Linked DNA regions of Homo sapiens: region 1 is linked to region 2. A link is an interaction called in ENCODE POLR2A ChIA-PET data of the cell type or tissue named here. Cell type or tissue: A673. All regions are shown on one strand. Each heading gives the region's core, and the rest is flanking DNA. Links, peaks and the distances in the headings are about the cores only.

The links. ChIA-PET counts read pairs that join two places held together with the same protein. Peaks named below come from ENCODE experiments on the same cell type or tissue, not always from the same donor. Only the 100,000 strongest peaks of a DNase experiment are listed, where the experiment ranks them.
Region 1: POLR2A ChIA-PET joins it to region 2 with 6 read pairs; 1 of 35 experiments calls an interaction of 5 or more read pairs at or near these places.

Annotation. Positions count from the first base shown.
Region 1 is chr18:51,489,187-51,493,753 of GRCh38, reverse strand. All of the region lies in intron 1 of LINC01630 (long intergenic non-protein coding RNA 1630), which reads right to left. Among named protein-coding and RNA genes, the nearest start is that of LINC01630, 99 kb to the right of the region's middle. In A673, for the core only: no CTCF peak of the experiment used is centred there; a DNase peak (open chromatin) is centred at 2,693.
Region 2 is chr18:52,608,164-52,612,730 of GRCh38, reverse strand. All of the region lies in intron 1 of DCC (DCC netrin 1 receptor), which reads right to left. Among named protein-coding and RNA genes, the nearest start is that of DCC, 270 kb to the right of the region's middle. In A673, for the core only: no CTCF peak of the experiment used is centred there; a DNase peak (open chromatin) is centred at 2,080.

The DNA of each region.
Region 1 (4,567 bases), core at 360-4,359, 1.1 Mb after region 2:
CTTGAGTTAGGGGGTAAGAGCTGGGCCTTGTTTCTCTCTCCTCTAGAAGCAGGATGTCCTTCAAACTTTAGCCTAGTGAATCAAGTACACCCTGAGTTACATAACCAGGGTGGGCTAACTTTTAGGATCCCTAATCTGTGGTTCAAGTGAAATTGAGACTCAATCTGTCCCAGGGAAACTTTCTGAGCCCTGGGGGACTGGCTCACAATGAATCCTAGGATTCTGTTTTCTCTTGCTTCACATCTGTAACTAATAATTCCCCTTCATATAACTTGTCACATGTGACTATATTTTGTCTCACCAGACTCAGAGAAGTTGGAAACTCATGCACAGTGAATTTGCTTCACAAAGGGATGCAGTAACTTGAAGCAGAAAAGTAATAAGGAGCAAAAACCAACACAGACATCAAGAGTAATGCTTAGGGTTGGGCACGGCGGCTTATGCCTGTAATCTCAGCACTTTAGGAGGCTGAGGCGGGCGGATCACCTGAGGTCAGAAGTTCGAGACCATGCTTGCCAACATGGTGAAACCCAATCTCGACTAAACATACAAAAATTAGCCAGGCATGGTGGTGCATGCCTGTAATCCCAGCTACTGGGAAGGCTGAGGCAGGAGAATCACTTGAACCCAGGAGGCAGAGGTTGCAGTGGGCCAAGATTGCACCACTACATTCCAGCCTGGGCGACAGAGCATGACCCATTACCCTATCTAAAAAAAAAAAAAAAAAAAAAAAAAGCTATGCTTAGGACAAACCGTTATGAGAGTTTAGATGAGGGAGTAGGTTGGGAAGATAAGGAATAGCTTCATAAGAAGAGGTATCTTGGCATATATGTCATCTCTGTCCAGTGGTTTAGGTTTCCTAATGCACTGTGGTAGGTGAAATAACATTTTCTCAAAGATGTTTATACCCTAATCCCTGGAACCTATGAGTACGTTGTGTTATGTTGCAAAAGAACTTTGCTGATGTAAAGTTATGGACCTTAAGATGACGAAATTCTCCTGGACTATATAGGTAGACCCAGTATAACCACGTGAGCCCTTAAAAGCAGATAATTTTTTCTGGCTGAAACCAAAGAGATGTGTCAGAAGAGGAAAGTGGAATGATTCCAAGCATGAGAAGGAGTCGATGTCCATTGCTGGCTCTGAGGCGTAGCAGCGTGGAAGGACTAGAGGTCTCTAGAAGCTAAGAGCAGCCACCAGTTCCAGAAAGTTCCAGAAATGCAGGAACTAATAGCTTATGATGGTGCCTAGAGATTATAGCCAGGTGCCCCATTGCTGTGGGTTAAATCAAAGTTTGGAAAACTGCAGGCTGAATTCAGCCCACCACCTGTATTTGTAGATCCCAAGAGCTAAGTATGGCTTTTTACACTTTAAAATAATTTTTAAAAGCAAAAGATGAATAATATTTTATATGTGAAAATTACATAAAATTCTAATGCCAGTGCCCATAAATAAAGTTCTGTTGGAACACAACCACCTGCATTCATTTACATATTGTCTATGGCTATATTTGGCTGCCATGGCAGAGTTCAGTAGTTGGTATTTGAGAGCAGAGGGTTTGGGTCTAGAAAGGGTATCATGTGAAAATGTTTGACCTATTGAGGAAAACACTAAAGGAAGAGGTGAATACTAGCTCAAGCATTTTTTAAATCTGTGATATGAAACAGAGACCACAGCTACAGAAACCTAGAATGTGAGAAGTGGAAAGGCTATATAGCCTAACTCGGGCCTGGGAAAGACATTTCCAGTGGCCTGAGAGAATCCAGGTCTCTGGATTCTAGCCTGTGTTCTTTGCACGGTGCTACAAGCTCCACGCTGGTGTTTCCCATTAAGCTCCTGAATCTGTCCCAGGGCCTTGTAGTTAGAGAGGGAGGCAGGGCCATTGTCTTGGCTGAATTCCATCAGCCACAGCCATCTATGTCAGGCTGACCCAGCAACTTGCCTTCCTAGGGCTAGCTTGGGTAGTCCCCTTGGTCATTCAGTTCATCGCAGACAAAAACAATGCTGAACATCTATGCAATGCTTTTTCTAATTAACCCACAAATTCCCTTTCCAAGCACTTCTGGGAGGTCAGGCAAGATGATGATGATTCTATAGGTTAGTATTTACCATTAACACTGCACTACACACTGAAATCAGATGGTCTCTCTCTTACTCAATTTTCCCTTTAGAATAAGCAAGGTTACATCATTCACCCACAAAAAGTCAATGTCCCAGCCAGTAATTTTGAAAAGGAGAATTCATTACGAGAATCAAAGAAGAAGCAAGGCCAAAAAGCACTTGATCTGGGGAGGCAGAATCGTGCCCTAAGAAGTGCAGTAGACTTCAACCTTAGTGAAAATCCCACTTCTTTTATTAACAGGGCACCTCATTTTTCTAAGCCTGCAGTATGGGGGATAAAGCCTGTATCCCAAGTAGAGAGAATGGATAAGACAATGTGTCTGTGACTCCCAGACACTGCTCAAGGAAGGATTCACTAGACATTAGTTGTACCTAAAATGAAGTAGGTGGGCATAAGGAACCCGGGGAACACTAGAGACTCAAGGGATAAAAAGGGAACCTAGTAATGCATGCTCCCCTACCCCTGCCTCACCATCAACTACACCAGGAGTTGTTCTCTTGTGCCAAGTTGTTGCCTCCTCCCTCCCAGCCCTTAGGACATAAGAGAGGGATAATTGGAAAGGATGCACCAGCGAAGTAGACAGCATACCAATGAATGAGTCAGAAGGGCTAACAGGCTTAATTCTTGTAGGGTTAAATGCAAATCATTCATGCAACCTGGTAAATTGCTCAAACCATGTAGTGGAGTGCCGCTTTGCTGGGGAGAAATAAAAGTTCTGAACCATAACCCAAGTTTCAGAGGAAAAAGTGGCTTCTAGACACTTCAAGAGAAGGAAGGCTGGCCACGTGGACACATTCCCTGGGCATTCAGATACTAGAGACTGCATGAGGCAGGCATGGAACAAGAGGAAACCAGACACCAAGAAAGAGGGCTTGGAATAAGCAAGTGAAACAACACAAGGAAACTAGGGCTTGATTTGTCATTCTGCAAAGAACACTGGTGACCATCTTGTGCAGCATTGCACTGATGCTCACAATGGTTTACATGTTGACCTTGAACCCCAAGATGCCCAGCGGAAGCTGCAGTGAGGTTACTGCTAGACTTAGAAGTGCATGCGGTTTCAAACAGGAAGACCTGGTTTTGACTACTGTTTCCATCTCTTGCTGGTTTCGTGACCCTGGGAATGTCACAGTCCTTTCTTTAGACCTTGATATCTTCACTTATAAAATGAAGGTTAGACCAGGTAAACTCAAACCTTTCTTTAGGCTCTGGTTCTAAGAGGAAAGGGCATATGACTAGGGAAAAAAAAGCTTCCCTCCCACATAGAGTTTGCTGCATTCCTTGTTTATATTTTTCTGGGGCAGGGAACATGGTTCTGTAAAATTCTCACTGAGTTGAGAGAATGATGATGTACATGAGTCTCGATGGCCAAGGAGCTCAGGTTATTACTTCAGTCCACAGACACTCTGCACTGTAGCCATCTCTTCAGATCTATAGCAAAAGAAGACTGTGTTTGCTTCAGCTGCTTTGGAGTCAGGAGGAGGGAGATGGCCAACTCCATTGTCTTGCAGCTCTCAATGCATCTGTGTCCCTGTGTTTCTCTAACATATCTTCACCATACTTGCCAATTTTCATGCCTTTTAGCATGTGTTCTTGGTTCCTGGACTGTTTCATGTCCCAGCTGGTGTTCTTTTCTCCCACAAGCTGCCTCAGAAAACATGGCCCTGCTGTCTGTCCACCCACCTCCCTCAAAGCTACTTTCTTTCCCCAAATGGTGCCATGCCACTGAGTCCAGAGAAGTTGTCATTCCAGTGTTACTGAGGGCCAGAGAGTATGGAGCCAATTCTAGGTCTCCGTGTCTCCCATTGATTGCACACACACACCAGAAGATGAGTGCACACAGACTCTGCTTCTGCCTTTTCTCTGTCTTTAACATCTCTTTTCATCTGGATTCTTCTTCAAAATGAATGCAGTCTGGTTGTAAAACCAAAGAGAGGGATTGGATATCTCCCTCCTGTATAAATGATAAAACAATGCATTAACTCCTCACAAATTTGTGATGTGCCTACTATGTGTCAGGCATTGGACTGGCTGAGATGAATGCAGTGAAGAATCAGGAACGGCCCAGAGAAGATTAAAAGCCAAATCACTGACCAGTGAGGCATCCCAAAGCTGTTCCTTCAAGGGAGTTAGCCAATGCATTCAAGTGAATGATCTTTTCAAGGAAGCCTTGTCAACAGTTCAGGTCTACTGCTGTCGGAATTGGAAACACTTTTCTCCATAACATTCCCAGTAAGGTTCCCTGTTCTGTCCATCACTCGGATGTAGGGAGAGGTGTGTCATATGGTGTCGGTGTGGAAAGAGTACTGGATGGGGTTAACAGCCCTGGAGCTTAGGCCCAGCTCTGACATTTAACTAGCTTATACATTCACTGAGGTGTTTGACCTAAGGTAAGTTCTCTCACTGTGAACTATCCAATGTAGGAAGATTGGAGCCCATTGTTTT
Region 2 (4,567 bases), core at 325-4,324:
TCCATTTAAGTAAATGCAGAGCATACAATACAAGAGGAACAACCATCAAGGCTCTAGAAACAGAAGTAATAAAATAAGACAAGTATGTCTAGAGTCCAGAGAGCAAGACAGAGTGTGAGATAAGAAGAGGCTGATGAGAGGGCAGGGGTTCAGTCATGTTAATGCCTGCTCAGTCAAACTGAAGAATTTACACTCCATCCTAAGAGCCATGAAACTTTAGTGAAGGGTTTTAAGCAGAGATTGATATGGCCAGTTTTGTACTAAAAATGAAAAAAAAAAAATCAAAGCCACTCTGACTATAGTGGGAGCAATGAATTTTGTAGAAGGCAAGAGTAGGTATGAGTGATGACCACAAAATGATAAGAATATAGTTAAGAGGAGAACTGATGGGAACCTTGTGATTAATTGGGCATGTTGGCAGGGGATGGGGGGAGAGATGAGGAAGATGGAGGAGGCAAGAACCCCACGTTTCTGGATTGAATAACTGAGTGCAGGGTGGCATCACCTGACTGAGCCAAAGACACTAGAGCAGGAAGGGGCTTGTTGCAAAGATAAGAGCAAATTATACCAGATTAATTTCGAGAGATCTGAAGAGAAATTGAGTAAGTATTGGGGTATGTCAGTTTGGAGTGAAATTCTGGGTAAGCATATCAACAGGAGAGTCATCAACCCACAGAAGTGTGGATGAATGCCTCAACTCCCAATAAAATCTTGTAGGGAAAAGCATATACTTATTTAAAAAAATCCAATGCCAAAACCTATCTCTGTTTTCTCCTCTAGTTTATTGTCTACTTCATGCCAAAGTTTTTGTGTTTCTAAATCACATATGTAATCATTTATATTCTTCATATTCCCATACTACCCCACAGCACACTGAAGTAAGCTAATAATGGCTACCATTTCTGAGTACCCATTATAAACCATGTAGTATATCATGTAATTTATTCTGTCCATTTGCAAGGTAGAAATCAGTGATCCTATTATACAGATGAGAAAATTGAGGCTGAAACAGTTTACTTAACTTTTCTAAAATCAAGCAGTTAGTGTCAGAATGGGAATTCTAAAGTAGATTTGAATTACTGAACTATTTATTGTCTGTTGCTGTTTGTAATTCTTCAATAAAGCTAATAGGAGACACCCAACATGAAGATCTAAAAGACAGTTTACTTACAGTTTTTGGAAGAGGACTATCTCTGCATACATCAGCCAGTCAGGACATTTTACCCACCAGCACCTGCTCAGACACATGCTTTGTATCAAGGGGCAACTGAAAAATTAATCAATGTATTAATGAAAGAATTCATCTGCCTCTCGGAGTACTGAAAAACATGTGTGAGAGTGTATAAAAAATTAGGTACAAAACTATATATTTGTACCTATCAGTATGTTAGGGAATGGCTATAAAGATTTCTACTAGATGTGAGAACTGAATGGGACCTTGATGAACTCCTAAGAACTATTCAGAGGAAAGATGGCAGGGAGGGAGTTTTCTTCCAGGTGCGGGGTATAGGCACACACCTGGGAAAGACACCCTGTGAGCTGAAATCAGCAGAAGTTTACAGTGACTGATACAAGATGTGGTTGTCAGGAGGGGGGGGTCACTGAAGGTTTATAGGTGGAGAAAATAAAAGTGAGAATTAAAAACAAAACATAACTGATTAAACATACCTACAACATTTTACCACTATTTATTCTAACCACTTTGGCAACAAACATTCCTAAATCTCTGTCAAAAGGGGAAAATTCTAAAACTGAACAGAAGGAACATGAGAAAGAAAGCCAAAATTTACACTACTTAAAAGTCAGCAAACTGTAGCCTTTGGGGAAAATCTAGCCCACCACCTGTTTTCATATAGCTATGCACTGATAATGTTTTTTTACATTTGTAAATGGGTAGAAAAAAAATCAAAAGAAGATTTTGTAACTTAAAAAATTATATGAAATCTAAATGTAAGGGCCCATAAATAAGATTTTATTGAAACATAGCCACACCCATTCATTTACATATTGTCTAGATGCTTTCAGACAGTAATAGCAGGGCTGTCACCAAAGCGGCATGACTCACAAAGCCGAAAATATTTACTTCTGATCCTTTAGGAGAAAGGCTGCCAATTCCCTGTGTAGAGGGGTCCATGTCAATTTCAACGATTGTTCTGCTGTATATTTTTCTATGGAAAGGAGTTTGTCTATCCTTGAATTATCCTTGAATAAAACTAACCTTTAGTTTTATGGTCAGTCTTACCCAGTATACACCAACTCTCCCCCACAGAAAATAGTATTTCCAAAGGTATTTTAGGTGTTTTTTTTTTTCTTTTTCTTTTTCTTTTTTTTTTTTTTTTTTTTTTTTTGTTGAGACAGAGTCTCGCTCTCTCACCCATTCTGGAGTGCAATGGTGTCATCTCGGCTCACTGCAAACTCTGCCTCCCAGGTTCAAGCAATTTTCCTGCCTTAGCCTCCCAAGTAGCTGGGATTACAGGCGCCTGCCACCACATCTGGCTAATTTTATATATATATATATATATATATATATATATATATATATATATATATATTTTTTTTTTTTTTTTTTTTTTTTTTTTATGAGAGATGGGGTTTTGCCATGTTGGCCAGGTTGGTCTAGAACTCCTAATCTCAGGCGATCCACCCGCCTCAGCATCCCAAAATGTTGGGATTACAGGTGTAAGCCACCGCGCCCAGTCTTAGATGGTATTTTAAAAGCAAAGAAAATAAACATTTGTTAATATTTCTTTTAGAAACCAGTACATTTAACCTATTTTACCCTTTTGAAGATAAAAATCCTTTAAAATCCAGACAATAAGGCTGTCACTCCTACCTTATACAGTGATATCATCAACATACCATGAACTTAGCTCCTGTTTTATGGGCTTTTCTTGTAAGATAGTTCAGTTCAAGATATTTGAGTCATCTATATCTTCTAGCATTTTTTATCCTATAATTTCCAAACCAAAATTCAGAACACATAATTTGACAAAGATTTTTTTTTTTCAGGTCCCCGTCCAGATATAAGAAGTAATCAGAATTCCACAGCATATAATAGATTGAAAATTCTACAGCAAAGTTGTGCTGGAGGTAATAACAGAGAGGAATGTTTAAAATCAAGATGCCCCAGAAATTCTAGAATATATCATCAGTAAAAGTTGGTCCTTATAGGTGCCAAGCAAATAATCTTGGCCATGTTAACACCCAGCTCCATCCAACGAAGAAGCTGCCTGCCCCAGACCCAATCCAACATTACAGCCAAGCCTTAGGATGCTTAATACATGTTAATTACAAATGGAGTGAATGTTGCTTAAGCCACCCGGCATACTAGCTGCTATATTGTAATAAGATCAAAACCTCTGTTCGTCTGTCTCAGTCCTAACACCTCCAAACTACTGAACACACAGAATTGTCAACACAACTAAATTTCCCCCTTAGATAAATCGTATTCACTTTTTTTCGCCTTTCACTCTCTGATCGGTTGTTCCTATTTCTAAGAAATTTGTTTCTGAAATTTCTCTGTATGATGAATAGCATTTCCTTATGTTGTACCTCGGCAAAAGAGGCAAAGCATATTAAACATATGAATCAAATATTCCTTCCTGTCAAAAAATAGAAAAGCACACCTTTATATTTATTTACATTTACAAGTAATATGTCTCAATCTGTGTGAGCCTGGATTCACATTTTACTGAAACATGTTGCATTGACTCTCAGTCTGAGTTGGATGCTTGCTTCAAATACTCACTGGAGTTTATGGGATTTGCTGGACCCACAGGAATTCATTTTCCTGAGAAAATACGGACAATTGTCTGATGGTAGAATTTGATGTAAGGAAATTATGTGAGTTGTGCACATATCTCAGGGCAGATGGCAACACGAAGCCAAGTTTGGTTTTTACATCCCACTCTCCTAGTTTTAGAAATTATCACTCCCTCAGGCAAATTTGAGAATGTATGTTTACCTAGGCCAGTTCATAGTGCAAGGTTTAAGGATAAAAGTGCCTGCTTTCTAGACATGACAGAAATGGCATCTTTCTTACCTATAAAATTATTGTTCCTTAAGTTGGCACTCAGTGCCTTCTAACAGCAGGTTCTTGACTACTTCTCCTATGTGGTTCTTATGTACCCACAAGTAATATCAAATCTCTGGGAAATTAACTTCCAGTAATCTCTTTCACACTACTATATCTTTACTCACACCATACTCTCTGCCTAGAGGTCCCCTCCTCTCGTTTCCAAGTGGATAAATCTCCTTCTTTCTTTAGGAATTGGTTCAGAGAGCGTCTTCTCCAGAACACTTCTCTGTCCCCTTTGGGAAGGCCAGGTCCTCAGTGGTCTCAAAAACCAAACTCTCCTCTCTCTGCTTCTCTTTCACTATTAGCATCTATTGTTTATATGTAAAGATTTCAAGCTGAATATAAGGTGTTCAAAACAAGGTCTGTTGTGTATTTATCCCCAAATTCCATTGCTTTGCACATACATGATGCTCATTAATATTTGTGGGACGGAACTCCTACTACTTAAAACAGAGTATTAGAAATGCTGACTCCTGATTTTATAAAGGG